Regions from separate parts of the Homo sapiens genome. Here region 1 is linked to region 2. The links are chromatin loops, found by intact Hi-C in ENCODE. Cell type or tissue: GM12878. All regions are shown on one strand. Each heading gives the region's core, and the rest is flanking DNA. Links, peaks and the distances in the headings are about the cores only.

Region 1 (15,763 bases), core at 4,353-12,352, 110 kb before region 2:
TCGAACTCCTGACCTCAGGTGATCTGCCCACTTCAGCCTCCCAAAGTGTTGGGATTACAGGCGTGAGCCACCATGCCCGGCCTGGAGATTGACTTTTATCATATTTTGATCTAGAATTTCTCAACATTTCAAAGATATGAGCTCATCAGAAGGTAATAAAATTATTTAGTTAACATTTTAGAGCTTACTGCCTGTTTTCTGCTTATTTGCCAGTGTAGATGATTCATTTTACCTATTAACTCTGGTGTGATCTAGAATATGAAATGTTATTCCAGAGTAGCTATTTTAAGGTAGGTGAATCATGCAGGTATAACACAAGGTTTTCATTTTAAAATGTAACGGGATATCTGATATTCTGCGTTAGGCTGAGATTCGTTATATGTGAAAAGTAGAAAACAGCTTTTAGGAAATTATAGCTTAAGGTCAAAAATTCAAGGCCTGTGGTTAGGATTAAAGGCAGAAAAATCTCTTGATAGTGAATTTATTCCTTCACATTGTGAGGTATAATGGAAGGTTGAAGCATACAAGGGGGTTGAGGTGACATATTCTGTTAGTGGGACATAAATAATAGAGAATGTATTGAATACTGAGACATCAAAGGACACTGAAAGACAGTGAAGATTTCAGCAAAGAGGACAAAGCTGGGTAAAAGGATGCTTCAGCTTTTGTTACAATAATTAAATATTTAAAAGGGCAGCCATTTTATACAGTCCAAGAAGTTAAGCAATTGCCCATTTTATATTCCAGTTTTATTCAAGCAAGCCATAGGCAAGCAAGCTGATATTAGGAATTTATATTAAGAATTTTCTTCTAGGGGTGTCATAAGCAAGTTCAAAACCGAATCTTTTAATCTCTTGGGGCATGATCATAATATTCATGATGCCCCGAAGACACTTCGTTTGTTCTAAACCATCAAAGAAAGTGTGTTCAACATAATTTGCATTGCACATATTATTAATAATCTGGACTGATGGCTTTTTACAGTAGTCAGTATTATAAAAAGATATATAGAAAAGTTATGCACTATAGGTCTATGTTCACCTGAGCCTTAGGAAGTCGAGGCTGCAGCGAGCTGTGATCATACCACTGCGCTCCAGCCTGGGTGGCAGATTTGAGACCCTGTCTGAAAAGAGAAAAAAAAAAAGAAAAGGTGGGGAAGTGGAACTGCTGTGAGGTCAGGACCTGGAGTGAATGAGAGCATCTCTTCATGCTATAGAGCACCCTATGACAATCTCTATTGTTCTTACTCTATAGGTTTCACAAAAGGTCTTTGTTTGACAGTTTATGTTGGCCTACTGTGGGTAGTTCACTTGTGGGTAGGCTGGAGAACAGGATCTATGCTTGTAATGGTTTTCATTAAAACACAGACCCATGTCTCAATTTTTTATATACCTAGGCATACACATATGCACATATATCCATGCATCCTGTAAGATTGAGTAGGAGACATTTTCAATTGGCCATGTAATGGCAAAGTCGTATCAGTGATCTAAAAGTCAAAATTTCTCTTTGATTTTGTTTTTGGTGTTTGTTTGTCTGTTTGTTTGTTTTGAGATGGAATCTTGCTCTGTAGCACAGGCTGGAGTGCAGTGGCGCGATCTCAGCTCACTGCGACCTCCACCTCCCAGGTTCAGGCGATTCTCCTGCCTTAGCTTCCCAAGTAGCTGGGATTACAGGTGTGTGCCGCCACTCTGGGCTAATTTTTGTATTTTTAGTAGAGACGAGGTTTCACCATGTTGGTCAGGCTGGTCTCAAACTCCTGACCTCGTGATCTGCCCACCTCGGCCTCCCAAAGTGCTGGGATTACAGGTGTGAGCCACTGTGCCCGGCCTTGTTGTTGTTTTTTGAGATAGGGTCTCACTCTTTTACCCAGGCTGCAGCGTACTGATGTGTAATCACAGCTCAGTGAAGCCTTGCCTTCTTGGGATCAGGCGATCCTCCCATCTCAGCCTCCTGTGTAGCTAGGACTACAGGTGTGGACCATCATGCCCAGATAATTTTTTGTAGAAACGGGGTTTTGCCATGTTGGCCAGGCTGGTCTTGAACTCCTGGGCTCAAGCTGTTTTACTGCCTCAGTTTCACAAAGTCCTGGAATTACAGGCCTGACCTCTTTGATTTTGAAATACTGTTTTGTCAGTGGTCATTTATAATCATTTGTTGTTAAAATGAATTTATTTTTTTTTTATTATTTTTTTGAGGCGCAGTTTTGCGCTTGTTGCCCAGGCTGGAGTGCAATGGCACGATCTTGGCTCACCGCAACCTGTGCCTCCCAGGTTCAAGTGATTCTCCTGCCTCAGCCTCCTGAGTAGCTGGGATTACAGGCATGTGCCACCACGCCCAGCTAATTTTTGTATTTTTAGTAGAGACGGGGTTCCTCCATGTTGGTCATGCTGGTCTCGAACTCCTGACCTCAGGTGATCCACCCACCTTGGCCTCCCAAAGTGTTGGGATTACAGGCATGAGCCACCACGCCCAGCTTGTTAATATGAATTTAATTTGATTTCTTGAGTATTCATTGATGGTAGAGACTTGAAAAGCATGCTGGGAGTCAAAGTTGCAGAATTTATTGTGAATCATCATATTGATAAATCAATTAAATATGTTAAATTTAGATGCCACCATAGTGGTTTATATCATTAGTGCATGGCTCTCAAGTTGGGAATTTTATTCTGTGCATATATATATGTGTGTGTGTGTGTGTGTGTGTGTATATATATATATAATTTTTTTTTTTTTTTTTTTTTTTTTTTTGAGGCAGAGTCTCGCTGTGTCGCCAGGCTGGAGTGCAGTGGCATGATCTTGGCTGACCGTAACCTCCGCCTCCCAGGTTCAAGTGATTCTCTTGCCTCAGCCTCCCGAATAGCTCGGACTACAGGCGCATACCACTATGCCCAGCCAATTTTTTTTTTTTTTTTTTTAGTCTTAGCATTTACTTTCTCCACCCTACATTCTTGGAACAGCCTTTAGTTCTACAGGAAATGGCACTGATGGACAGAAGACTAGCATTACCTTCATGAAAGGGCTGTTAGAGCTGCCTGGTAAGAAGGCGTGCCTTGGGGAACTGGGAAGATGCCGTCAGTGTGGGTGGGCAGGAGGACAGCCAGTCGTCCTGCCGTCAGCCCAGTAGCTTCCAGCGGCAGGTGCCCAGGTGCTACCGGAGCTCCTCATAGGGGTAGGGGCAGGGACTGCACCTCCTCCAGGCACTCGTCGTAAGCCTCCTGGTACTCCTCGTGGGGCTTGACCATTATCACACAGGTGGGGCGCTTGGAGCCTGTGGCTGCACCCAGGTCCGTCTTAGAGGGGATATAGACATAGGGCAGATTTCGGTCCTCACACCTAACTGGGAGATGGCAGTATACCTCAATGGGCAGTGTGTCTCCTGCCAAAACCATGATCCCTTTTTCTCCTTTGTTGACAAATTTCTGAACCTCTTTCACCCCGCGCCGAATCTGCTTCTGCTTCACCGCTTTCTTAATGCATTTGTAGAGCTTCCGCTTGAGGCGGCGAGAAGCCAGGAGCTGCGCGATGGGGTTCTGGTTGACCAGCAGCTCCTGGTAGGTGCGCTCCCCGGAACACACCTCCGCCTGAGCCTCGGGCCCTTCGGGATCTGCCTTTATTTTGGTCATCGCAGCGGCCGCTGAAACCTAGTCCCAGGGAGGCTGCCCAGCCAAATTTTATGTTTTTAGTAGAGATGGGGTTTCACCATGTTGGCCAGTATGATCTTGATCTCTTGACCTTGTGATCCGTGCTCCTCGGCCTCCCAAAGTGCTGGGATTACAGGCGTGAGCCACTGCACCCAGCCATCAAAATATATATATATTTAAATGATTTTAATTCTGATGTTCTAGTTCAGGTTTCATAGGATTTAGAGAGTATCTGATATCTTCGCTTATTAAAAAAAAAAAAAATGAGCTGGGCGCGGTGGCTCAGGCCTGTAATCCCAACACTTTGGGAGGCCGAGGCAGGTGGATCATGAGGTCAGGAGATGGAGACCATCCTGGCCAACATGGTGAAACCCTGTCTCTGCTAAAAATACAAAAATTAGCTGCATGTGGTGGCACGCACCTGTAGTTCCAGCCTACTCGGGAGGCTGAGGCAAGAGAATCGCTTGAACCTGGGAGGTGGAAGTTGCAGTGAGCCGAGATCGTGCCACTGCACTCCAGCCTGGTGACAGAGTGAGACTTGTTCTCAAAAAAAAGAAAAAAAAAAAAAAAAAAAGCCAGGCGCCATGGCTCATGCCTGTAATTCCAGCACTTTGGGAGACCGAGGCAGACAGATCATGAGGTCAGGAGTTTGAGACCAGCCTGGCCAACACAGTGAAACCCCATCTCTACTAAAAATACAGATAATTAGCTGGGCGTAGTGGTGGGCGCCTGTAATCCCAGCTACTCAGGAGGCAGAGGCAGGAAAATCGCTTGAACCCGGGAGGTGGAGGTTGCAGTGAGTCAAGATCACACCACTGCACTGCAGCCTGGTGACAGAGTGAGACTCCGTCTAAAAAAAAAAAGCCAGGTGCAGTGACTCATGCCTGTAATCCCAGCACTTTGGGAGGCTGTGGTGGGCGGATCAGGAGATCAGGAGTTCAAGACCAGCCTGGCCAACATGGTGAAACCCCATCTCTACTAAAAATGCGAAAAATTAGCTGGGTGTAGTGGTGGGCGCCTGTAATCCCAGCTACTTAGGAGGCAGAGGCAGGAGAATCGATTGAACCCAGGAGGTTGAAGTTGCAGTGAGCTGAGATTGCACTACTGCACTCTAGCCCGGGCAACAGAGTGAGACTCCGTCTCAAAAAAAAAAAAAAAAAAATCTTGGCTTGGCACTGTGGCTCACGTCTGTGATGCCAGCACTTTGGGTGGCCAAGGTGGGTGGATCACTTGAGGTCAGGAGTTTGAGACTAGCCTGGCCAACATGGCAAAACCCCGCCTCCACTAAAAATACAAAAATTAGCCAGATATGGTGGCATATGCCTGTAATTCCAGCTACTTGGGAGGCTGAGGCATGCGAATCACTTGAACCCAGGAAGCAGAGGCTGCAGTGAGCCAAGATTGCACCACTGCACTCCAGCTGGGTGACAGAGTGAGACTCTGTCTCAAAAAAAAGAAATAACAAAAAACTTTTACTGATGTTAGGAATGCTGGGAAAGTTGAAAAAAAAATTGTTAAAATAAATTTGAGCCAGGCATAGTGGCTCATGCATGTAATCCCAGCACTTTGAGAGGCCGAGGTGGGCGGATCACGTGAGGTCAGGAGTTTGAGACCAGCCTGGCCAATATGGTGAAACCTCATCTCTAGTAAAAATACAAAAAAAATTAGCCAGATGTCGTGGTGCATGCCTGTAATCCCAGCTACTTGGGGGACTGAGGCAGGAGAATCGCTTGAACCTGGGAGGCGGAGGTTACAGTGAGTTGAGATCACGCCACTGCACTCCAGCCTGCGGGACAGAGTGAGACTTCATCTTAAAAAAAAAAAATTGAGTGGTATCTTAGTTCATTTGTGTTGCTGTAACAAAAATACCACAGTTTGGGTAATTACAAAGAACAGAAATTTATTTCCTCACAGTTCTGGAGGCTGGGAAGTCCAAGATCAAAGTTGCCAGTGGGTTTGATGTCTGGTGAGGGCTCCTCTCTGCTTCCAAGATAGTGCCTTGTTGGTGCATTCTCCAAAGAGCATGCTGAGTCTTCACATGACAGAGGGATGGAAAGTCAAAAAGGGTCTAAGCTGGTTCCCTCTAACCCTTTTATAAGGCACTAATCCATGCATGAGGGTGGAGCCCTCATGACTTAATCACTTCCCAAAAGGCCCCCCACCTCTTAATATCACCACAATGGAGATTAAGTTCAAGTCATGAATTTTGGGGGACATTCAGTCCATAGCAGGTGGGATGGGTGACTATTTGGTGGAAAATGAAAATGGTTGTGTGTTACTTGAGATTAATATGTGTGCAATGGTAAAAAGTTGAAAGTTGAGTCATATGTATGGTTTTCTGTTTGGTGATTTTGGGGATAAATTTGGCTTTTTAGAAGTATGGCTTATATTTCTGTAATTCTGGAGTTTAAATGTGACCATGAATTGCAGTCAAAATGGCAGGGTATAATTCACTTTGTGCTGGGGAGATTTGGTGGACTTCAACTAATTTGCCATATTATAATTAGCTCTAGACTAGGAGATTTACCCTAGTTGTTGGGCTTTAACATAGTGTTCTACTGAGTCCTGAGACTGTTGGAAAAAGTAGTGGAGATGGCCATGTTTGTTTTGTGTTTCATTTAAAATCTGCTTTAAAGACCCAGTCAGGAGTTAAGTGTCAAATCATAAAAATAGTAAGGTTCTACAAAGTCTAAAAATTTAGGACATGTTTATAGCCTGTTCTTAAGATTCCAGCTTCAATGAAATTGATATATTATGCCTGTTGTTTCTACATTAATCTTATGTTCTCCTACTCTACCATTCCAGGAACCGAAATAAGGTAGATTGCTACAAGTATGGATTTTAATTTTGGTAATTTAAATCATTAGACAGAACAACTTATTTATAAATTACCCTTTTCAAACCGATCATCATTGTTTCTGTTTGTTAAACTTAATGAATCTCCAACACAACTTATTTCACTTTACAATTCTTATTCATTGACTTTTGTTAAAGCCCCATGTAAACACCACTAGGGAAATCTGTTAATTATATGAAACTGAGTTTCCTAAACTTGCTGAGCAAGCACTACCTTGACAGAGCCTCAGGAGTATCTTAGAAGAAGGAGTGTCTTAGGATGGGAGAAGTTAGGGTACTTAATAAGGTTTTGGGGCCTGGGGTTACTCATAATGTGGTTTTAGGGCAGAAGTAAACAAGATTTGGGTGGGGATTGGTAAAATGTATAAACTGGCCTAGTTGCTGAAACTTCGGAATGCAGGAATTTAAGCAGAGTTACCATGAACTCTGTCTATAGCAGTGCTGTCCAAAGAAATAGACTGCAAGCTACATAGATCATTTTAAATTTTCTAGTGGCACATTTGAAAAGTAAAAAGAAACACTTGAAATTTTTTAAATTTTATTTATTTTTTGTAGAGATGGGGTCTTGCTATGTTGCCCAGGCTGGTCTGGAACTTCTGGCTTTAAGTGATCATCTCACCTTGGCCTCCCAAAGTGCTGGGATTATAGGTGTGAGCCACCATGCTTGGCTGAAATTAATTTTACTAATATATTTTATTTAACCTCTATATGTGAAATGTTATTTCAACACATGATCAATACAAAAATTATTAATGAGATGTTTTACTTTTTTTTGTACTAAGTCTTTGAAATCCGGTGGGTACTTTACAAATACAGCACATCTCAGTTTATTCTAGCGACATTTCAAGTGCTCAATAGCCACATGTGGTTAGTGGCTACTATATTGGACAATGAGGATATATTGTTTTAGGCTGGGCAAAGTGGCTCACACCTGTAATCCCAGCACTTTGGGAGACCGAGGTGAGTGGATCACCTGAGGTCAGGAGTTTGAGACCAGCCTGGCCAACATGGTGAAACCCCATCTCTATTAAAAACACAAAAATTAGCTGGGCAGTGGTGAGTGCCTGTAATCCCAGCTACTTGGGAGGCTGAGGCAGGAGAATTGGTTGAACCTGGGAAGTGGAGGTTGCAGTGAGCTGAAGTTGCACCACTGTACAACTGTCTTGTTGTACACTGTCTTGTTGTACCACTGTCTTGTTGCCTGGGCAACAAGAGTGAAACTCCATCTCAAAAAAAAAAAAAAAAAAGAATTTATTGTCTTAAAACATATATGTTGGAGCTGGGCACGGTGGCTCCTGCCTATAATCCTGGCACTTTGGGAGGCCAAGGTGAGCACATCACTTGAGGTCAGGAGTTCAAAACCAGCCTGGCCAACATAGTGAAACCCCGTCTCTACTAAAAGTACAAAAAATAAAAATAAAAAATTAACCAGGAGTGGTGGCGGGTGCCTGTAATCCCAGCTTCTTGGAAGGCTGAGGCAGGAGAATTGCTTGAACCCTGGAGGTGGAGGTTGCAGTGAGTCGAGATGGCACCACTGCACTCCAGCCTGGGCAACAAAGTGAAACTCCGTCTCAAAAAAAGAAAAAGATATATGATCTTAGAACATATATGTTTGAGCTGGGCGCAGTGGCTCATGCCCATAATTCTAGCACTTTGGGAGGCTGAGGTGGGCGGATCACTTGAGGTCAGGAGTTCAAAACCAGCCTAGCCAACATAGTGAAACCCGGTCTCTACTAAAAATACACACAAAAAAATTAACCTGGTGTGGTGGCGGGCTCCTGTAATCCCAGCTACTTGGGAGGCTGAGGCAGGAGAATTGCTTGAACCTGAGAGGCAGAGGTTGCAGTGAGCCAAGATCGCGCCACTGCACGCCAGCCTGGGCAACAGAGCGAGACTCTGTCTCAAAAAAAAAAAAAAAAAATTATGATATATGTTTGAATGAGCTGTTGTTTAAAACAATTTGAGCTTAGATAGTTTGTGTTCCGTGTCATGATTTGGCACAGTTTATCTGTTCTGAGTCATAGTTTCTGTTTCTATGTGGTTTCTGTTTCATTTCTCACTTTCATGCATAAATCTGTGATCTTCCATTAGCATGCCATTATTAATACACATATACAGAGATATAATCTATAATTTACAAAGACAATGTAAGAGTTTTCTTGGATACTTGATAAATTATCTACCAGACTAAGCCTTCACTTCCAGTAGGTATTGTTTCATCAAATTTTCTAAACAAAAATTGTCTAAAAGTGGCTGAATGCTTATATTGTTCCACCAGTTTTTATTTTATGTGGTGCTTTCTTTATAGCTGACAAAAGCATTTTACATATATTCTCACTTATAAGATATTTCATGGTATTTTCTTTGAGCTTTCATGTTTATAGCTTTTATTTATTGATTTATTTTTTGAGATGGAGTCTCACTCTGTTGCCCAGGCTGGAGTGCAGTGATGTGATCTCAGCTCACTGCAACCTCTGCCTGTATTTATATATGTACCAGGCTCAAGCGATTCTCCTGCCTCAGCCTCCTGAGTAGTGGGATTACAGGCATGTGCCACCACGCCTGGCTAATTTTTGTATTTTTATACAGACTGGGTTTCATCATCTTGGCCAGGCTGGTCTCGAACTCCTGACCTCAAGTAATCCGCCCGCCTTGGCCTCCCAAAGTGCTGGGATTACAGGCATGAGCCACCACGCCTGGCCATATTTATAGCTTTAAATGAAATTGTTTTTATTTAGTATAGATGTTATCAACACAATTATAACATTATTCAAATGAAGAGTAGTTGTTAAAGTCATCATATATCCATTGGAATTGAATTATACCCTCAGTTTTTCCAAGAGACTACAGATTGTTCAATAGTTTATGTATTACCCCTTAAAGTGTGTATGTGTGCGTGTATGTTTATATTTTTCTTCCTTTCTTTTGGTTTCCAGCAACTTTCCTATCCTGCATTATTTCAAAATAATTGCTATTAATTTTTTATACACATTCAGTTCCACTTAGTTGAATGGAATATATTTGCCACTTTCCTTTTTCACAGTTTCATAGTTTGCTGCCTGTAAATCATGCCTGATTTTACTTTGGTTCATTATTACTCCTTCATGAAGACAGAATTGAGGTCCCTTCTGCTTCCATACCATAGTTGATGACCACCTTCATTTGTATCTTTATAGCATCCAGGTGAGGTAGGCATTATTGTTATCCACATTTCTCAAATGAGGAAACTCATACACAGGGAGATTAAATAACTTATTCAATTCTATTGAAATTTGAGTGCTTACAGTGTGCTGTGATTTAAATCTTTTTATTTTTATCTAACTGCAGAGCGGCAGAGCATTATAATTCTGGCTACTACAGGTCATCCCAATGAAAGACTGATTATTTTGGGTATATAATTATATAAATAGTGAGTTCTGTCTGCTTTTTCCTTTTCATTTCTTCTTGGCTTCTCTCTCCTTTTTCCTTCCTGAAATTGTTCCTTGAAATTCCACTTTTTTTTTTTTTTTTTTTTTTGAGACAGAGCCTAGCTCTGTCGCCCAGGCTGGAATGCAGTGGCAAGATCTCAGCTTGGCTCACTGCAGCCTCCGCCTCTCGGGTACAAGTGATTCTCCTGCCTCAGCCTCCTGAGTAGCTGGGATTACAGGCGCCTGCTACCACGCCCAGCTAATTTTTGTATTTTTAGTTGAGATGGGGTTTCACTGTGTTGGCCAGGCTGGTTTTGAACTCCTCATATTGTGATCTGCCTGTCTGCCTCCCAAAGTGCTGGGATTACAAGCGTGAGCTGCTGAAATTCCACTTTTGAGTCCTTGCATTTGGAATATTGTATATACCTGATAGTCTCATTGAAGGAAGATAATCATACTACCAGTCTTCTTGCTTATTGTTTCGGCCTCTAAAAAGTCTTTTTTGTTTGTTTTTTTGTTTTTTGACACAGAGTTTCTGTCTCTTGTTGCCCAGGCTGGAGTGCAATGGCACGATCTTGGCTCACTGCAACCTCTCCCTCCTGGGTTCAAGCGATTCTCATGCCTCAGCCTCCCAAGTAGGTGGGATTACAGGCATGTGCCACCACGCCCAGCTAATTTTTGTATTTTTGGTAGAAATGGAGTTTCACCATGTTGGCCAGGCTGGTCTCAAATTCCTGACCTCAGGTGATCTGCCTGCATCGGCCTCCCAGAATGCTGGGATTATAGGCGTGAGCCATTGTGCCTGGCCTAATATGCAGTAAATTAAGACGGTTCAGTCAGAATTTCCAAAATGTCTACATCACAGAATTTTTTTTTAAATAACAGCTTTATTACTGTCAAACGTTAGTGCTAACAAAATTTTTCCAAGTATGCTCAGGGCTGTTTCACTCTTTCTTCACTTGTTCAACATGTTTACTGGGAACTTTAATATGCCAAGAATTAAAGATAAAAAGATTAAGTGAGGCATAGTCTCTGACTACAAGAAGCTAGTGATCTACTTAATAGATGATGATTATATAATGAGGTAAATGCAATGACAGAGCCATATGCTAGGAATTATGGGAGGACAAACAAAGGAGGAGTCAAAAAAAGCTCTCAGGCTGGCAGTGGCTCCTGCCCTGTAATCTCAGCACTTTAGAAGGCTGAGGCTGGTGAATCATTTGGGGTCAGGAGTTCGAGACCAGCCTGGCCAACGTGGTGAAACCCCGTCTCTACTGAAAATACAAAAAATTAGCCAGGCATGATGGTGTGCACCTGTGGTCTCAGCTACTTGGGAGGCTGAGGCATGAGAATGGCTTGAACCTGGGAGGTGAAGGTTACAGTGAGCTCAGATCCCCCAACTGCACTCCAGCCTGGGCAACAGAGTGAGACTCTGCCTTAAAAAAAAAAAAGAAAGAAAAAAAAAAAGGGCTTTCAGAAAAGGGAGGCCAGACACATTGCCCAACTTCCTTAAAATTTGGAAAGACCCAAGAAGAGATTCCTCAAAGGACACACAGGCTATAGGGCTGCAAATAGCTAAGATTTATTTGTAAATAGCAAGTTTCTTCTACATAAATACTTATCAGATTCTTGAAAACTATTAACATTAAGGATGTAGCTTGGTAAACCCTTTCTCCAGGACAGCATCTGGTTAATTTGTGTATGAATATGCAGAAGTTCAAAATGGCATTCTACCACAAAGGAGTCTGACTTTAAAGACTTGTAAAATGTGTAGCCTTGAATCTTTACCCTGGTATTCAACTTGGGGGATTTGTAGGGAAATATTACCATTATCTGTTGAGCTAGACAAGCAAATATTCACTTTCTAGCATACTCAGGCTACAAAATAATCTAATTTCTTCCTATTACCATTTATTTATAGAATACTTATACAGCTCATAAAGCATTTTTCCCACATATTTTTGCTCATCAGAACCTCACCAAGGTGTTCTTTTGAGCCTTGCTTAGGATACCCTATCCTACTTCAACATATCCCAGGTCCTTTCTCCTCTTGTTAAGCCAACAACAGGACTATCAAATATTTTTGGAAGTAAATAATAGCAGAACATTAATGACCAATATTGGCTATGTGCCCAGTACTGTTTTAAGCACTTAACATGTTTTTTTGTTGTTGTTTGTTTTGAGACAGAGTCTCGCTCTATCGCTCAGGCTGGAGTGTAGTGGTGTGATCTCGGCTGACTTCAACCTCTGCCTCCTGGGTTCAAGCAATTCTCCTGCCTCAGCCTTGTGAGTAGCTGGGACTACAGGCATGTGCCACCACACCCAGCTAATGTTTGTATTTTTAGTAGAGATGGAGTTTCACCATGTTGGCCAGAGTGGTCTGGATCTCTTGACCTCGTGACCTGCCAGCCTCGGCCTCCCAAAGTGCTGGTATTACAGGCGTGAGCCACTGTGCCTGGCTGCGTGGTGATTAAACATAGATTAACATGTTTTATCTCATTTCTTCCTCGCAAAAGCCTATAAAAGTAAATACGATTATTATCCCATTTACAAATGAGAAAACTGAGGCACAAAGATATCACATACAAAGTGTCTGAGTCAAAATTAAAGTGCAGGCAATTCAGAGCCTTAAAACCATTCTGTCTTTCTGTCTCCAGGTTGAGAATTATTCCTAGTTAGCAATTCTCATTTCTCCTATTGTCTTACCATTATCTTATCTTTCTACTCAGCCTAGTATGTGGTGTGTGTATGTACATGAAAGAAAAATGGGCTGGGTATGGTGGTGCATGCCTGTAATTCCAGCACTTTGGGAGGCCGATGGGGGCAGATTGCTTGAGCCCAGGAGATTTAGACCAGCCTGAGCAACATGGCAAAACCCTGTCTCTACAAAAAATACCAAAATTAGCAGGGCATGGTGGCATATGCCTGTGGTCCCAGCTACTCAGGAGGCTGAGGTAGGAGGATCACTTGAGCCTGGAAGGTCCAGACTATTAGCCAAGATCGTGCCACTGTACTCCAGCCTGGGTGACAGAGTGAGACCCTGTCTCAAAACAAAAAAAAAGGAAAAAAGAAGTGTACCTTCTCATATTGTTTCTTATTCATTAAGCTGAATTCCACAATAACAAAGGAAAGCAAAAACATGAATAATTCCAAAGCACTTTTTTAGTCTATAATTTTAAATAACTCTCCCAGACCTATTAAAGGACTCAAAAAATCTGTTTTACTTCAGTTTGTTTCCATATTTTGGGGAAACGGTTTACTTAAGTGAAAAACTTGAATAATTTGCCTAGAAAAGTAATTAAAGTATGACCTTTAAGTATAGCTATCTGAAGGTTATTAAATGGACTCAATATGCAAAAATTAATTATATTCCCCAAGTTTCATAGAAACATTTATTGCCTACAAAATAAGATATGAACATAAATAAATATATAAACATAAATACAAGTTTAAGAATTAAAAAAAGAAAATAGCCAGGTGTGTTGGCATGTGCCTTAAGTCCTAGTATTTGAGAGGATGTGGTAGGAGGATCGCTTGAACCCAGGAGCTGGAGGCTACAGATGTACTCCAGCCTGAGTGACAAAGTGAGACCCTGTCTCAAAACGAAAGGGAAAAAGAGTACATAGAGATTACTTTTTCTGGACCCAACTATCACCAGAATATATTAAGACTTTCTGAGGCCGGGTGTGGTGGCTCATGCCTGTAGTCCCAGCACTTTGGGAGGCTGAGGAGGGTGGATCACCAGAGGTTGGGAGTTCGAGACCAGCCTGACCAACATGCCGAAATCCCGTTTCTGCTAAAAATACAAAAAATTAGCCGGGCGTGGTGGCGCGTGCCTGTAATCCCAGCTACTTGGGAGGCTGAGGCAGGAGAATCTCTTGAACCCGGGAGGTGGAGGTTATGGTGAGCCGAGATTGCGCCATTGCACTCCAGCTTGGACCAGCGAAACTCTGTCTCCAAAAAAAAAAAAAAAAGTATTTACTGGACTTGACTTTATGACATTTAAAGTACCCTAAAGTATCATTATTAGAATGGTACTGGCTTTATTTTAAAGTAAAATTTTTTAACCTTCTAAATACCAAATATTTTAATAAATGTGGATGCTTTCCATTTTAGATGCTTTATTAACATGTTCACCTCTTAAATGGGGTAACATTTAAATGGAAGATTAGGTTAAAGACTTAGGTTCTTTTCTCCCTGGAATGCTTACATAACACATAATTTGTGTGTAGTTGGCCTTCTTCAAGGATACTTGATTTGTATTAACTGAATTTAGGCTGGGCGCAGTGGCTCACACCTGTAATCCTAGCACTTTGGGAGGCTGAGGTGGGAAGATCACTTGAGTCAGGAGTTCGAGACCAGCCTGGCCAATGTGGTGAAATCCTGTCTCTACTAAAAATACAAAAATTAGCTGGGCATCATGGCGCACACCCATAATCCCAGCTACTCAGGAGGCTGAGGCAGGAGAATTGCTTGAACCTGGGAGGCAGAGGTTGCAGTAAGCTAAGATCACGCCACTGCACTCCAGCCTGGGTGACAGAGTGAGACTCCGTCTCAAAAAAAAAAAAAAAAAAAAAAAAGGACTGAATTTAATATTTAGTTTCCTCATCTGTAAAAAAAGATATTGTAATATCTACTTCATAGGACAGTTATAAAAATTAAATGAGGTAATCCAATGAGATACTCATCAGCACAGGGTCTGGCACATATTAATTATCTATTATATGGTAGCTATGACTTAATCAGTTCTACGAGGCTTGTTATGAAAAACAGTATACACATCCATTTTCCTCTCCCCAGAGGCAGATTGGCTGCTTTTGAAAAATAAACCAGCATTACTTTGTCAGGGATAGGTTTAGCATGAAAGCAGTTTGGGCGTAAGCCTGTTCAAATTAAAAAATGATAAAGCTTTAAAAGTGGTTAAGACAGCTGCACCTGTAATCCCAGCACTTTGGGAGGCCAAGGTGGGTGGATCCTGAGGTCAGGAGTTCAAGACCAGCTTGGCCAAGATGGTGAAACCCCATCTCTACTAAAAATACAAAAATTCGCTGGACATCGTGGCAGGTACCTGTAATCCCAGCTACTCGGGAGGCTGAGGCAAAGAATTGCTTGAACCTGGGAGGCACAGGTTGCAGTGAGCCATTATAGTACCACTTTACTCCAGCCTGGGTGACAGATCAAGACTCTGTCTCAAAAAAAAAAAAAAAAAAAAAAGTGGTTAAGATAGTTTTGGCTTTTGAATACAATATTCTATTATGTTTATTTTGGTTATTTAATCCAATTTTATTATTTGTCTCATTTTAATTTAAGTCTCTTTTTATCTGGAATTAGAGTTGTACAATAAACTTGAGATTCAAGGGGTTTTTTGTTTTTGTTTTACCATTTTCCTTCCACTAGAAGAGAGGGGTTTGGAAACTAAGATAATGAGCTTCTATTTCTCTGGTCCCAGACCATGAACTTGGAGTGAATTTCTTTGGTACTTACCAGGTTCCCTGTTTTAAAATATACGAACATGTACATTGGTGACCTTTCCAGTGATGGCCAGGGAGTGACAATGAAGAGCTATAGTCTGTAGCTCTTAATCTGTGTGTACACTGGGCAGGGCATCATCTGTTGGTTTCTGAAAGGAGGAGGAGCCCTAGAAAGCTGCTAGCCCAAATTGACACAGCTGTTGTTTTATTGCTTTTATTGCTATAGGATGATTTGCATAAAAGCTGCTGCTTAGTTCCTAAATTCAAGGATCAAGGGGATAACAGGGGGCCACAGCAGAAGCGTTCACGTCGCAGCCCCTGTCAGATTCTGGTGAATCTGCGAATTCTGCTGTATATCTCCTTACCCAACCACCCAAGTCAAACA
Region 2 (15,763 bases), core at 3,781-11,780:
TCACTGGCTCTGTAGGGAAGGAGAATAATATGCCTTGTGGGACAAGCCTTCAGCTGGACAGGATGTCTCTTGAGCAGGGAGTGAGCAGCAGTAGGGGTCAGATGGAGGTGTTGTGGTGACAATGCCATTACTCTTGAGTGTTTTCAGTAGAAACACATGTATTATCCTTGGATTGAAGGACTTTTGAAAATAATTAGTAGAATTAATCTGTTTTGGAAATGTTTATGGGGAAACTAGCTTTCACTGTTTGTGTTTTGGCAAATTCTGCCTTATTACAGTTTTCATTTTCTGAGCTCAAGTGCAGCAGTTTTATTGTAGCTTGGTGAATTCTGAATGGCGACTGCCAATCACACATTTCTTTGACCCAGGCATACTCAGAATTTCCAGCATAAACAGTTTTAGTAAAACTTAGGATAGGAAACTTAAAAGTCCCCAAACACCTGCAATTTTAATGAACTGGATCCTATTTTGGGTTCTACTCTTTTGGCTCTATTTTTGAAAACTTCTCTTACTTGGTTTTAGCTCCACATCTACCACCCCACCACCACCCCCTGCCTCATTTATGCATATGTCCCTACCTAGGTTCTGGTACATTCCACCTCATTGTGCATGCTCCCATGAGGGGAAAAAAAGTAAGAACTGTGTTGAACCTTTGGAAGTAAATGAGGACCTTGGCAGTAGCTCAAGGCAAAGTCAACCTTTGGTGCTCACTCACCAAACTTTTTTTGAGCCATGGTGCTTCCTTGCTCCCAGCTTTTGGCTTGGCTAGCCTTTATTTTCTACCTTTCAGGATCCCAGTGCCCTTGTTCTGTTGTTTCATTTTTTCTGACCCTCCCTGGATTTCTTCTTGGAAATACACCATGTTCTAAAATGACCTTGCAGATTTTCTACCCTTTATCTTTCTTTCTCATCGTTTCCCCTCAAACTCCTGTTCCCTTTGGAACAGATTAATCAGATTGTTTTTCTAATGCAGAACCTGATAGTGAGGTCTCCTTTCACCCATCTTGTCCAGGATCATACTTGCTTTTTTTAACTCAAATGAATTCCAAATTTGTGGATTTCAGGTTGTGTTAGGGAGATATTTTTCATCAGTGACTACTTCTTATTAAATTACTCAACTCAGACTATTCTGTGTATAGGTCTGGTCCTGAAAGATTGCAGAAGGAACTGTATTTATGGCCTAATTAGTTGACTTCCTCAGTTCCAAAGAATGGGAAGACAAATTGGCAAGAGCAAGAGGAGGTATTGAGGAGCTTCTAGATCTATGATTTTTTTTTTCCTTCTCCAGTAAGAGGAGTTTCATAGCTCAGGTATCCCAGGCATATCAGAAGACAGCTGTGTCCATGTGCAAGGGTTCCAGTGAAGCAGGCAGACATTGTGCACAGTGGTCCCTCTCATCAAAGTGACTCTATTTTTTGACTATATTAATAGATTGAACCTGAAGGTTCAAGACAGCAAGCTAATAGAGCAAGGGACCTAGAAGGTCTAGCAGAGATAGGGGCTGAAAAAGAGTAATCTTGAAAAGAAGGTGGAGAAGGAGCTATTTAAGGTTCTAGAACATGTTGGCCAGAGATGTGGGATAGCAAACACCTTGAAAGGATTATCAGAGGAGTTTCCTGCTTCCTGCTCCTTATGATTTATTTATAGCACGACTACAATTTCTCTATATCCTGAAATACAACAGAGTGATTTTGCTATAAATTTAAAAACCATATTACCAAACTAAAGTATGCTTATGTGGGGATCCATTCTTTACGTTATTGCTCAGGTAATGTGGTCATCCACTTAAAACTTGAAAAATGAAAATCGAAAAGAATGGTAAGAATAAGGAATCTGGAAATAAAGGCCAATTTAATTCTTCAGTTTTTAATTCTGTCCCATGTGTCTGTCATTCTGGTGTTTCCTCCTCCCCCTGTTTGTATATGAGTGGGATCTGTAGCACTTTTCATTCACACCTCTTTGGTTACAAAAGCAGTCCAGATCCTTTTCCCAGCTATTTAAGACCTTCCCAATCTGGCTTCAATTTTTTCCAACTTTGCTTTTTTCTGCTTTCCTTCTGAACCCCATATTTTAACCAAACAGAAATATCTATGCTCTCATCTTGATTCCTTTCTTCCTTCCTTCCTTTTTCTTTTTTTCTTTTTTCTTTCTTTCTTTTTTTTTTTTTTTTTTTTTTTTTTGAGACAGAGTCTTGCTCTTTTGCCTAGGCTGGAGTGCAGTGGTGCGATCTCAGCACACTGCAACCTCTGCCTTCTGAGTTCAAGTGATTCACCTGCCTTAGTCTCCCAGGTAGCTGGGATTACAGGCATGTGTCACCACACCTGGCTAATTTTTGTATTTTTAGTAGAGACGGGGTTTCACCATGTTGGCCAGGCTGGTCTCGAACTCCTCACCTCAGGTGATCCACCCGCCTTGGACTCCCAAAGTGCTAGGATTACAAGCGTGAGCCACCGCACCTGGCCTCCCATCTCAATTTCTAATTCCTACCCTTAAAGACTCCTTACAAATGCCATCTCTTTCATGAATCCTTCCCTGATCACCACATCATGTATCGTGAATGTTACCTATTATCGTAGCTATCTCCATCCCTATCTAGAGCCATCTTTTTAAAATGGTGTGCCTTCCTTCAGACCATGTTTGAGTACCTGCCGTGGTCAAGGCACAGTACTGGTTACTGTGAACCAGAACGTACTGTGAGTTGATATAAAATCTTGTGTCCAAAAGTTAATTAAATGGTAATGAGGGAATAGCCAAAAAAAAAAAAAAAGGTTAATAGTATAATGCATAGATAAAATAAGTATAGGCTGGGTGCAGTGGCTCATGCCTGTAATCCCAGCACTTTGGGAGGCTGAGCTGGGTGGATCACTTGAGGTCAGGAGTTCGAGACCAGCCTGGCCAACATGGTAAAATCCTGTCTCTATTAAAAATACAAAAATTAGCCGGATATGGTGGTGGGCGCCTCTAATTCCAGCTACTCGGGATGTTGAGGCACAAGAATCGCTTGAACCCAGGAGGCAGAGGTTGCAGTGAGCCGACATTGCGCCATCGCACTCTAGCCTGGGTGGCAGAGTGAGACTCCATCTCATAAATAAATAAAATAAAAATACAAAAATTAGCCAGGCATGGTGGCGGACGCCTGTAATCCCAGCTACTGGTGGGCTGTGGCAGAATTGCTTGAACCCGGGAGGCAGAGGTTGCAGTGAGCTGATATTGGGCTGCTGCACTCCAGCCTGGGAGACAGAGCAGGACTCAGTCTCAGAAAAAAAAAAAAAAAAAAAACCCACAAAACAAGTATATAAATACACAGTATCTATAGAACCTAGCACATAAAAGGTTCCCAAATATTTGCCAAAGTAACAAAGATAAAACAAAAGAATAAGATACAGATTATGTACTTTGGAGAGTTCATCTATACCTAGAATGATGAAAGAAAACTTCCTGGATGAAGTGTCATTTGAATTAGGCTTGAAGGATGAGGAGAATGTGGAGTTGGCCAAGAGAAGGGTGGAAGTATAGGGAATAAAAATTTCAGAGAAAGGCAAAAACATGAACACAAAAATGGGAAATGGTGTGACATGAATGGAGAATATTTAGGTTGGTTAGATGGAGCACAAATATGTGAAAGGGAATAGAGAGAAATTAAATTGGGCAAAATAGATAGAGACTAAGTTATAGAACACCTTGATTGTCTCAGTCCTTCATTTGTGATGTGTTTACTACAGGTATTTCATTCTTTGCTTAGTACCTCTTAACACATAACTATAATTTTATCTTGGCCCATTCGAATCTGGTTTTGTATGTCCACATCTTAGAATTCACGGCTAAGCCATATCAGCATGTGTGTCATATCCCACCTCGGAAATCTTTAGCATTTCTGATCTTGATTTATTTATTTGTTTCTTGAATTCTTGGTCTAAATTGTGGTTTGGGGCTGGGCACGGTGGCTCTTGCCTGTAATCTCAGCATTTTGGGAGGCTGAGGCAGGAGGATTGCTTGAGGTCAGGAGTCCGAGGCTGCAGTGAGCTGTGATCACACCAGTGCACTCCAGCATAGGCAACAGCGAGACCCCTGTCTCTCTAAAAAAAAGAAAAGAAAAGAAATCATGGTTCGGACACCTTCCATCATAGGAATTTCTTCAAAGAAGGAATTTCTTTTCCAAAGTGAGAGACATATCTCCTATTCATTATACATTTGATTTTTTTTTTGCCCTGGGTGTCTGAATCTGCAAATTGGTCCAGAATTTCTTAGTGCTTGAATCTTTGGAAGCTGTATTTTCTTTTCAGGGAGGTCTAAAAAACGTTGCATTTCCAGCCGGGCGTGGTGCCTCACGACTATAATCCCAGCATTTTGGGAGCCAAGGCGGGCGGATTATGAGGTCAGGAGATCGAGACCGTCCTGGCTAACACGGTGAAACCCCGTCTCTACTAGAAATACAAAAAAATTAGCTGGGCGTGGTGGCAGGTGCCTGTAGTCCCAGCTACTCAGGAGGCTGAGGCAGGAGAATGGTGTGAACCTGGGAGGTGGGGCTTGCAGTGAGCCGAGATCGTGCCAGCCACTGCACTCCAGCCTGGGTGACAGAATAAGACTCCGTCTCAAAAAAAAAAAAAAAAAAAAAGTTGCATTTCCATTGTACTAAATGGTAGCTAGTGGACAAAATAGCCAACGCCACCCCTTAAGGGATAATGTTCAGTGTTTTCCAGAGTGTGTTCTGAAGAATACTTGTCCCATCAAAGACTAATCTCTTGAGAGGATCTTCGACAAAAGGTTTCCTCATAATGGTAATAGGTGTCATTTTTTGAGCACTTACTTTGTGCATTGTATATCCATTTTGTCTTTTAATTAAAGTTTCCTTAGCCAAAATCATTTGAGAAACATTGATATATTAAGGTTCTGAGAAGTCTTACAATATATACATTTGTGTAAAATTGTTTAATCCAGCATTTTACATTCCTGCTTTGGGGATGATACTCGTGCAGATTCCTGTGGAATTAGTATTCCATGAAGCTCATTCAAAGAATAGGCATCTTCCCAGGAAAAACTTAGGTAACCTGAACTTTTATGTGTACATTCCTCTCAAGAGTTTTAGTAATCAGCATGCCAGTAACAACATCCTTGTCCTAGTACCATGGAGCTGAAAGTTCACATTTATATAGACATTGGACAAAGTTGTCTGGCTGGAGTACAAGATTGCCTGAGACTGTGAACCTGAAAGTTAAAATAGCTGGATACAGTGCTAGTTTCACTGCTAACTCATTTTTCTCAAGCTTTGCTAACTGCTAGTTTTGTTAGTAGGTCCAACAAATGTCCATTGGTCATTTCTTGATGCATTGCAAACAGGCATAAAGAGTGGAGAAAAAAGAGTGGTTAGTCACTCACTAGTAAAAATTCATGTTGACTTGTTCAGGAGCCTATCTGGAAGCTGTGACTGGTGGCCAGTAGCCTGGAGGACAGGGAGCCTTGTAGGCACACAACATGATTGTAGTAGAAAGAGTACGTGTAGACTGTTTTATAAACCTGGAGTTCAGTTCCAAGATGACTTCACTCTTCTGATCCTTAGCTTCCTTAGCTCTAAAGTAGGGATAATTTTTAGAGCATATGGTGTGGTGCTGTTTAAGTGTGACTGTAAAATGCCTAGCACAGTAGTGCAATATAAGTGCTCAAAAGTGCTTTTTCTTTCAAAAGGGAATCAGCTATTATGTTTATGCTTTCTGAGTGACGAAGCAGCATCAACAGTCATGATGAACACTAGATAATTCTGATCATTGAGTGGGTCTCACCTAGTGGCATCAGAAATTTGCATTCATTAAGCCCAAGACCTTGGGCATCCACTGGTGACCAAAATATACCCTATTTTCCTACCCCTGGAAGGTAACTTTCAGTGGAGTGAGGAGAGTGATCTGGGAGCTGTAGAAGAGCAGCTGCTGGACATGTTTTGTGACACCAGTGTCAGCACCTCAGGAAAACATTTGTTTACACACCAAACGTGCACAGAGCACTCACTAATGGTTAGGCACTGTGCTGGGCAGTTGGGATCCACACAAATATATGGTTTCAGCCTTAGAGGATCTTAGAGTCCAATAGAGGGAAATAGACATATGACCAGTAAATGACCTAAGGAGCCACAGATGCTCTGAAAACCTGAAAGTTAAAATAGCTGGATAGAAGTATTAGAGGGAGTAGTTGTGACGGGGAGAGCGCTCAAAGGGCAGAGTACGCAGATGTTTCTGAGGCAGTCAGAAAAGCCTTTAGAGAGGTGTTGACTTGAGTCTTCTGAGCATAATATTTAATTGATAATGGCTTTATTAAATCAAATATAGTGCAAAGATATACATAACCATTTTCATGGGGCAGTTTATGCATGCTGTATTTCTGCACTGAGTGCCCTTATGAAACAGTATACCGAATTGTTCGAATTGTTCATCAGTAACTGAAGTTCCCAAAGGAGTTGTAAAGCCTGTAGCTTCCTTGCATCAGATAATAGGCTCTGCAGCCTGGTGATGGGGGCAGGAGTTTCCTTTTTGTACCTGGACTGTTTCCTAAACCTGAGGGTGGACTTGGAGCATCCAAGGAGGATGTGAAAGAATTTCCTAGGGTTACTTTTGGCTCCCTGTCTAGGAAGAATCCTGGCTATTTTGATGAAGATTTTCTATTTCTACTTGGAGACTACTTGTATCTAGGGAATGGGAGGAATAGTCTGAATGTGAGAGTTACAGCTTTTTGCCTTGAGGCCTGACGGAGGTCTGACTGAAGCCCCCAGAGCTACCCAGGATATAGTCTTACTAAGGCTAAAGACTCCTTTCTCTCCACTACCCCCAGAAGATGCAGGGAAGGCATCTCTTCCTCTTCAGCACTTGAGAATAATAGATAGCATCTAAACTCCTGAAACTGGCTGACCTATTTGTTAGGGAGCTATGTGGTCAAAATTACGTTGAAATGAGATGCCAATATCAGTGTGCTGTAAAGAGTCTAAACCACAATTATTGTTGTGGCTCTTAGTTTTGGTGATTAATAATAAACCAACTCCTTATGCCATGGAAGAGATAAAGATGCCTCACAAACCACAAACTAGTTTGTTTGTTTATTTATTGAGACAGAGTCTCTCTCTGTCACCCAGGCTGGAATGCAGTGGCATAATCTCGGCTCACTGCAACCTCTGCCTTCCAGGTTCAAGCGATTCTCCTGCCTCAGCATCCTAAGTAGCTGGGATTTCAGGCACATACCACCACGCCCAGCTAATTTTTGTATTTTTAGTAGAGATGGGGGTTTCACCAAGTTGGCCAGGCTGGTCTCGAACTCCTGACCTCAAGTGATCTGCCTGCCTTGGCCTCCCAAAGTGCTGGGATTACAGGTGTGAGCCATCACACCCGGCCACAAACTAGTTTATTTCTGATATTGCTGGGGCAATCCAGTCATTTTGTGAAGTCTGTGATGCTTAAAATAGAATTGCTGACAGCTGGGGTGGGTCTGAGTTCATCACCACTACAACTGAGCTGTTGCAGCTGTATGTCAGCAGACCTAGGTTTAGCTGACTCATCCTGGCTATTAGGATGAGCTGGGGTGCTGCTTCTTGTTGGGGAGAGCAGTCCTGATGGTTCTGCAGTATTGTTTTTCCAATTTATGTAGACTAAAAGGATTGTAGGATTGGGGAGAGAAAAATGGAGACTTTTTTCCTAAAGAGCTTGAGTTTGAACGGTACTGAAAAGAGGAAAAGGAAAAAAGAAATCAGAGTATGGGGGAAGTAGCTGAGCTCTGAACCAGGTCCTTTTTGGGAAAAAGAACATACGGCTTTGAGGGGGTCTTTGGTCAGATGGTTTCCCGAGCTGGCCACCTGATTGCACTGTTGACACCGAATGGTTTGCCATTTGGAACTGCCTTGAGATGAACAGATGAAAATGAAATCCTATGCAGTAGGATGTTCATGTGATGGGTGTTGTAACCTAAAGAAGGGACCATACAGAGTGAGATGTTAAAAATGAGCTTGACGATATGTATAGGTAGATGAATATCTAAATACTAAATTGTAACTGAGAGAACTCTAGCTGTAGGGATATGTGGTTATGTTGAGAAATTTGAAGTCTTGAGGTTTGTGTTAAAAACTGTTCTTGGCCGGGCACGGTGGCTCACGCCTGTAATCCCAGCACTTTGGGAAGCCGAGGCGGGTGGATCACGAGGTTAGGAGATCGAGACCATCCTGGCTAACAGGGAGAAACCCCTTCTCTACTAAAAATACAAAAAATTAGCTGGGCGTGGTGGCGGGCACCTGTAGTCCCAGCTACTTGGGAGGCTGAGGCAGGAGAATGGTGTGAACCCGGGAGGCGAAGCTTGCAGTGAGCCGAGATCGTGCCACTGCACTCTAGCCTGGGCTACAGAGCGAGACTCTGTCTCAAAACAAAACAAAAAAACAAAAACCATTCTTATTGGCTGGGCGTGGTGGCTCATGCCTGTAATCCCAGCACTTTGTGAGGCTGAGGTGGGCGGATCACCTGAGGTCAGGAGTTCGAGACCAGCCTGACCAACATGGAGAAACCCAGTCTCTACTAAAAATACAAAAAAATTAGTGGGGCGTGGTGGCGCATGCCGGTAATCTCAGCTACTTGAGAGACTGAGGCACGAGAATCACTTGAACCTGGGAGGCAGAGGTTGCAGTGAGCAGAGATCGTGCCATTGCACTCCAGCCTGGGCAACAAGAGTGAAACTCTGTCTCAAAAAACAAACAAACAAAAAAAAACCTATGTTTTCTCCTTGCTGCTGGGGGGAAACAAATATGTTTTCTCCCTGTGGCAAGGGGGGAAAACAAAAACAAAAAATTGTGTTTTCTCTTATCCTGTAATTAAATTAGATACAACAAAAATGTTTTCCTGAGACAAGGGCTGGTTCTGTCGCCCAGGCTGGAGTGCAGTGGCTTAATCATAGCTCGCTGCAACCTCAAACTCCTGGGCCTAAACGATCTTCCCACCTTAGCCACCACATCTAGCTAATTTTGAAAAGGTTTTCATAGAGACAGGGTCTCACTATGCTGCCCAGGCTGGTCTCGAACTCTTGGCCTCAAGTAGTCCTTCAGCCTTGGCCTTCCAAAATGCTGAGATTATATAGGCATGAGCCACCATGCCTGGCCAGAAATGCTTCTTTTTTTTTTGAGACGGAGTTTCACTGCCCAGGCTGGAGTGCAATGGCGTGATCTCAGTTCCCTGCAACCTCTGCCTCCCAGATTCAGGCAATTCTCCTGCCTCAGCCTCCCGAGAAGCTGGGATTTTAGGCACCTGCCACCACATCCAGCTAATTTTTTGTATTTTTTTTTTTTTTAGTAGAAATGGGGTTTCACCATGTTGGCTAGACTGGTCTGGAACTCCTGACCTCAGGTGATCCACCTGCCTTGGCCTCCCAAAGTGCTGAGATTACAGGCATGAGCCACCACGCCTGGCCAAAAATGCATTTTATATTTAATTTTAACTAAGAGGTTCTGGTCAATTGTCAATGAAATTTTCATTTTAGGAAATGATGTTATCATATAGCATTCTGTTTAAAGAAATAATGCATAGTAGAGGTCAGGCACGGTGGCTCATGCCTATAATCCTAGCACTTTGGGAGGCTGAGGTGGGCAGATTGCTTGGGCCCCTAAGTTCAAGATCAGCCTGGGCAACATGGCAAAACCCTGTCTCTACAAAAAATACAAAAATTAACTGGGCATGGTGGCGCATGCCTGTACTCCATGTACTACTGTACTCTAGCCTGGGTGACAGACTGAGACCCTGTCTCAAAAAAAAAAAAAAAGACGAAAAGACCCATATTGCATGTCTTGTTTTTCCTAGCCCTTGACCTAATCGTATCCCTATTAATGACCTTTAGTTTTAAGTAGGATGAAACTTTAGTTTTTATATGGAGCTATAATTATTTTGCTCTTTATTGATAAAAATTTCAAACTGGGCTAGGCATGGTGGCTCACGCCTGTAATCCCAGCACTTTGGGAGGCTGAGGCGGGCAGATCACTTGAGGTTAGGAGTCTGAGACCAGCCTGGCCAACATGGTGAAACCCTGTCTCTACTAAAAATACAAAAATTAACTGGGCATTGGGGCAGGCGCCTGTAATCCCAGCTACTCGGGAGACCAAGGCAGGAGAATTGCTTGAACCCGGGAGATGGAGGTTGCAGTGAGCTGAGATTGCACCACTGCACTCCAGCCTGCTTGACAGAGCCAGACTCCATCTCAAAAAAAAAAAAAAAAAAAGAAAAAAAGAAAAATAGTTAAACTGGTTTGGTAACATATCTTTTATACAGTTTAGCCAGAAAACTTTCAGTTCTTTGAACAGCTATCTAATGTTTCAGTTTAGTATACTCTTAATCATTTAAAGTTAAACTCTATAGAAGCGAACTTTTCAGAGCAATAGCAAGAAATAAGTGAGGAAAAGGCCTGGGATGGAGTGAAGTTTCTGAAAACTTCACACTGAGGTGGTTGAATCACCTGATTTTGAGACCATCCCGACCAACATGGAGAAACCCCGTCTCTACTAAAAATACAAAATTAGCCAGGCGTGGTGGTGCATGCCTTGTAATCCCAGCTACTTGGGAGGCTGAGGCAGGAGAATCTCTTGAACCTGGGAGGCAGAGGTTGTGGTGAGCCAAGATCGTGCCTTTGCACTCCAGCCTGGGCAACAAGAGCGAAACTCCGTCTCAAAAAAAGAGTAAGGTATAGTAGGGCAGAATTATTGGAAGTGTAGGTATTAATAGGTGTCATGCAAAAAATGGGGTCTATGGAAATAATTTTAGAAATGCTGTGAGTTAAACAACATTGAACAGATTTTTTTTTTTTTTTTTTTTTTTTTTTTTTTTTTTTTTTTAGGCAGAGTGTCACTCTTGTTGCCCAGGATGGAGTGCAATGGCGCGATCTTGGCTCACCGTAGCATCCACTTCCTGGGTTCAAGCGATTCTCCTGCCTCAGCCTCCCAAGTAGCTGGGATTACAGGCATGCACCACCATGCCTGACTGATTCTGTATTTTTAGTAGATACGGGGTTTCACCATATTGGTCAGGCTGGTCTCAAACTCCTGACCTCAGGTGATCCACCCACCTCGGCCTCCCAAAGTGCTGGGATTACAGGTGTGAGCCACTGTGCCTGGCTGAACAGATTTCTATAGAATTTCTTAGAGCCTTTAATTAAGTACGCTAATGGGTGCCATGAAACTCCAAGAAGGAGAAGATAATCTATAGTTTTTCCCCAACACTGCTTATCTGGCAGACCAACCCTAGGGACCCATGTTCCACAGAACACACTTTGGGAAACCTTGAAAAGGAATATTAGTGATTTCACTACTAACTGTTGATATTATTAATGTTAAGTTCTTTTAGATTTCTTGAAGGCTGATGTTAAAGTCACTATATGGTATAAATTATTATATTTATACCACTCAGCACTGTGTTTGGTTTTTGTCTTTATTCCTAAAAAGATTTTGCCTTTGGAGATAAGCAGTTATATGAAACAGAAGATAAGAATTTAGAAGATATGTAATTCAGCCAAAAGTAGTCCTCAGGAGAGCTTCCATAGGAATACGTGCTTTAGAGAGAAACTAAAGAAAAATGATTTTTGTATTTTCTCTCATATGTGCTAATGGAACAAAACATTCCATCACTGTAAGCTGTGTGGTAACTAAACTCTTCAAGCCAAAGATCATGGACTGGGTGGGGCCCATGGCATAGATCTGGTCCGCAGATAATTTTATTTAGCCTGTATAGTGACTTTTAACATTTGAATTAGTTCCTATTTTAGAATATTGAAGTTTCACTTAAAAATCTGAATTTCTAGCCACTCTTGAAAAATGGAAAAAGTCTGACAATACTTAGGCAAGTGGTAACTACTTGCTGGAGCTGAGAAGTAGTTTACTCCAGTGTGTTACTGCCTGCCTGCTAACCCAAATGTGGCTTGACATTTGCACTACCTGTCTGACCCTATGGTCATTTGAGTTTGTGTGACCCCTACCATAAGGACATGGCATGGCCCAAAAGCTGGTGCTTCCCAAAGGATACTGCAGCCCCTTTTTAAATTTTTATTTTATTTTGAGACAGGGTCTCACTCTGTCACCCAGGCTGGAGTACAGTGGCACGATCTTTGCTCACTGCAACCTCTGCCTCCCAGATTCAAGTGATTATTCTCCTGCCTCAGCTTCCTGAGTAGCTGGGATTACCGGTGCCTGCCACCACGCCCAGCTAACTTTTGTATTTTTAGTAGAGACAGGTTTTACCGTGTTGGCCAAGCTGGTGTCGAACTCCTGACCTCAAATGATCTGCCCACCTTGGCCTCCCAAAGTGCTGGGATTACAGAAATGAGCGACTGCACCTGGCCAGCAACCTTTTTTTAGAGTCACCTTTACCAGAAAATGTGGTCAGGCTGCTCCAGGAAGAAGTGCTGGAATCATGTCAGGATAATTTCAGGGAATCTTCACTATTTCTGGGTGGCATCCTTATACTTGTCCTCAGGATGCTGAGGCTTTTACTGCCCCTATAGTGCCTACTTGACAACATACTGGAAGAATTGTTTCACTCACACACCTTCTTTCTCACACACAGTCACAGAGTTAGCCCTATACAGTTGTTCCTAGGTTTGCATAAGGGATTGGTTCTAGGACCCCCCTCAGATACCAAAATCCATGGATGCTCAAGTCCCTTACATAAAATGACGTAACCTATGTGCATCCTCCCATATACTTTGAATTGTCTCTAGATTACTTATAATACCTAATACAATGTAAATGCTATATAAATAGTCGTTCTACTATAGTTTTAAAATTTGTATTATTGTTACTGTTATTTTTGTTTTAAAATATATTCTAGGCTGGGCATGGTGGCTCACGCCTGTAATCCCAGCACTTTGGGAGGCCGAGGCAGGTAGATCACCTGAGGTCAAGTTTGAGACCAGCCTGGCCAACGTGGTGAAACCCCATCTCTACTAAAAAAAAAAAAAAAAAAAAAAATCAGCCAGGTGTGGTGGCACACTCTAGCTACTCAGGAGGCTGAGGCAGGAAAATTGCTTGAACCTGGGAGGTGGAGGTTTCAGTGGACTGAGATTGTGCCACTGCACTCCAGCCTGGGCGACAGAGCAAGACTCCATCTCAAAAAAAAAAGTTTTCTATTTGAGATTGGCTGACCCTGCCTTGCAGACTCAGAACCCACAGATACGGAGGACCAGTTTTGTATATAGAGAGGAAATTTATTGAATTAGGACAGAATTCTAATTTCATCTATTCTCAAAAATAATTATTAAAGAAACAAAGATAATTAAAAAGTGGTTATTTTATTTATACTCTCCACAAAATATTTGAATTAGCTTATAAAGTATGATATTACAATGAAGTATATATATTATATATATACGCAATATATATATACACAATGAAAAAAAAAAAATATATATATATATATATAAATCAGGACCAGAAAATATATCCAAACAAAGAGTAAGTCCAGAAGGATAGAACATGGATATCAGGACCTGAGGTCTGGAGAAACAGGCCTTGTGTGAGAATGGGCTTAGATTTAAGAGAGAAACCAGAGTGTGAGTGCAACTTTTCATACAGATAGTACCACAATATTATTTTTTGCTTAGTATATAGAGTGTGTTGATATTGTTCTATGTTGATTAATTCTGCATCTATGTTGATTAATTCTGCAGAGGTGACAGCTCTGAGCAACTGTTTTCTGGTGGCAGCTGGGAAATGTAGGTTTCGTGAATAGGGTTAATCAGCACTGTGTCTTGAGCCCTCTTCCTATATTTTTACCTAATCTGCAATGCCAAGAATAAAGGAATGGGTTGTGTGCAATGTGATGAAGTGAGATCGGGGGTTGGGGAGTGGGCAGAAAAGGCAGTAGGCAGTAATGAAAGCTCTCAGCAGGAAGGTTTGAGATCTTTTGCAGAGTTCTTTTGAGCAGTGGTAACCTACAGCTATTGATAAAAGGCTGTATTTCCTGTCTCAATTAATTGAACATGAAAGCAGACCATTGGATACTACACAAGAATAGTTTTCATTTTTAAAATAAAGTGATCTATGATCAAACGCAATTAACATAAAGTGATTGGAATTACCTTACCAGGTCCCGAAGCTGCCTTAACTGCTTTATTAGGAATGAGATTAGAAGAGAGATTATGTGTAGAAAAAGATACATCTCTGTGTGTGTGTGTGTGTGTGTGTGTGTGTGTGTCATTAGAATCTTTGTTCTCACAGTGTCAGGAAATTATTGTGTATTAAATGAAAAAATTAGTAAAAGGCAGTAGGTCCTCATGAAGGCATTTAAAAGTAATGCTTTATGGTATTAGTGAATCTGCCTTTGTAGTAAATGTCAAGGGAATGATAATTTAGTCAAACAGACCAAAATTTACATGGAAAGAACTGCATTTTTTTTTTTTTTGAAAGGGAGTTTCGCTCTACCGCCCAGGCTGGAGTGCAGTGACGTGATCTTGGCACACTGCAAGCTCCGCCTCCCAGGTTCACACCATTCTCCTGCCTCAGCCTCCTGAGTAGCTGGGACCACAGGCGCCCGCTACCACGCCCGGCTAATTTTTCGTATCTTTAGTAGAAACGGGGTTTCACCATGTTAGCCAGGATGGTCTCGATCTCCTGACCTCGTGATCCGCCTGCCTCGGCCTCCCAAAGTGCTGGGATTATAGGCTTGAGCCACAGCGCCCAGCCAGAACTGCATTTTTTTTCATGCAATAAAGGTGGAGCGAATGTCTACATGTGAACAATATTGTAAACAGGTCCAAGTTTTCAGGGTCTGGGGAAGAAATGGAGATTTTGTGATTTTGTGTCTCCTGGCTAACTGGTGAGGGCAACAGTGTCATAAAAGGCGAAAAGTGGCCGGGCACAGTGGCTCGCTCCCGTAATCCCAGCACTTTGGGAGGCCGAGGTGGGCGGATCCCTTGAGGTCAAGAGTTTGAGACCACCCTGGCCAACATGGCGAAGCCCCGTCTCTGCTAAAAATACAAAAATTACCCAGGTGTGGTGGCAGGTGCCGGTAATTCCAACTACTCAGGAGGCTGAGGCACGAGAATCACTTGAACCCAGGAGACGGAGGTTGCAGTGAGCCGAGATCATGCCACTGTACTCCAGCCTGGGCAATAAAGCAACACTCTGTCTCAAATAATAATAATAAAGGCAAAAAGTTAGGTGAGGGTGAAATTTGTAGCAGTCTTAAAGAATGTATAGACTGGCCAGGCGCGGTGGCTCGTGCCTATCATCCTAACACTTTGGGAGGCTGAAGTGGGTAGATCCCCTCAGGTCAAGAGTTTGAGACCAGCTGGCCAACATGGTGAAACCTTGTCTCTACTAAAAATACAAAAATTAACCGGGCATGATGGCGGGCACCTGTAATCCCAGCTACTTGGGAGGCCAAGGCAAGAGAATTCTCTTGAACCTGGGGGGTGGAGGTTGCATGAGCCGAGATTGTGCCACTTCACTCCAGCCTGGGCAAAAAGGGGAAACTCCATCTCCCAAAAAAAAAAAAGTGTAGACTGTTTCTAACTGAGCAATTCCAGTTTTAAAGTTAATTCAAAATGTTTTGAAAGTATAATTGCCACAGGTGCTACCTTTCAAGTGGAAGTACTCCTGGGTATAAGCCAAGCCACATAAGAAATTATCACATATGTTTCTTCGCATTAAGTATTGATTTCTGAGCAAGGGGGAAATGAACAATTCCATTAATACTAAGGAAATGAAAAGTCAACTTTTTTGTTTTCTATCTTAGTCATTCATTGGTGGAGGGGAGGGGGAATGGCATGT

What was found. Hi-C counts contacts between places; a loop is a spot of excess contacts. Peaks named below come from ENCODE experiments on the same cell type or tissue, not always from the same donor. Only the 100,000 strongest peaks of a DNase experiment are listed, where the experiment ranks them.
Region 1: it touches region 2 in a loop (8-fold over the local background); 3 of 110 quality-filtered maps call a loop at or near these places.

Annotation. Positions count from the first base shown.
Region 1 is chr10:92,204,195-92,219,957 of GRCh38, reverse strand. All of the region lies in intron 2 of CPEB3 (cytoplasmic polyadenylation element binding protein 3), which reads left to right. It also overlaps the pseudogene NHP2P1. Among named protein-coding and RNA genes, the nearest start is that of CPEB3, 79 kb to the left of the region's middle. RefSeq lists an enhancer at 8,457-8,626. In GM12878, for the core only: no CTCF peak of the experiment used is centred there; a DNase peak (open chromatin) is centred at 8,537; H3K27ac peaks cover 1,451 bases.
Region 2 is chr10:92,093,232-92,108,994 of GRCh38, reverse strand. The region is part of intron 7 of CPEB3 (cytoplasmic polyadenylation element binding protein 3); the gene reads left to right. Among named protein-coding and RNA genes, the nearest start is that of BTAF1, 180 kb to the right of the region's middle. RefSeq lists an enhancer at 7,295-7,594. In GM12878, for the core only: no CTCF peak of the experiment used is centred there; DNase peaks (open chromatin) are centred at 6,954 and 7,464; H3K4me3 peaks cover 317 bases; H3K27ac peaks cover 1,740 bases.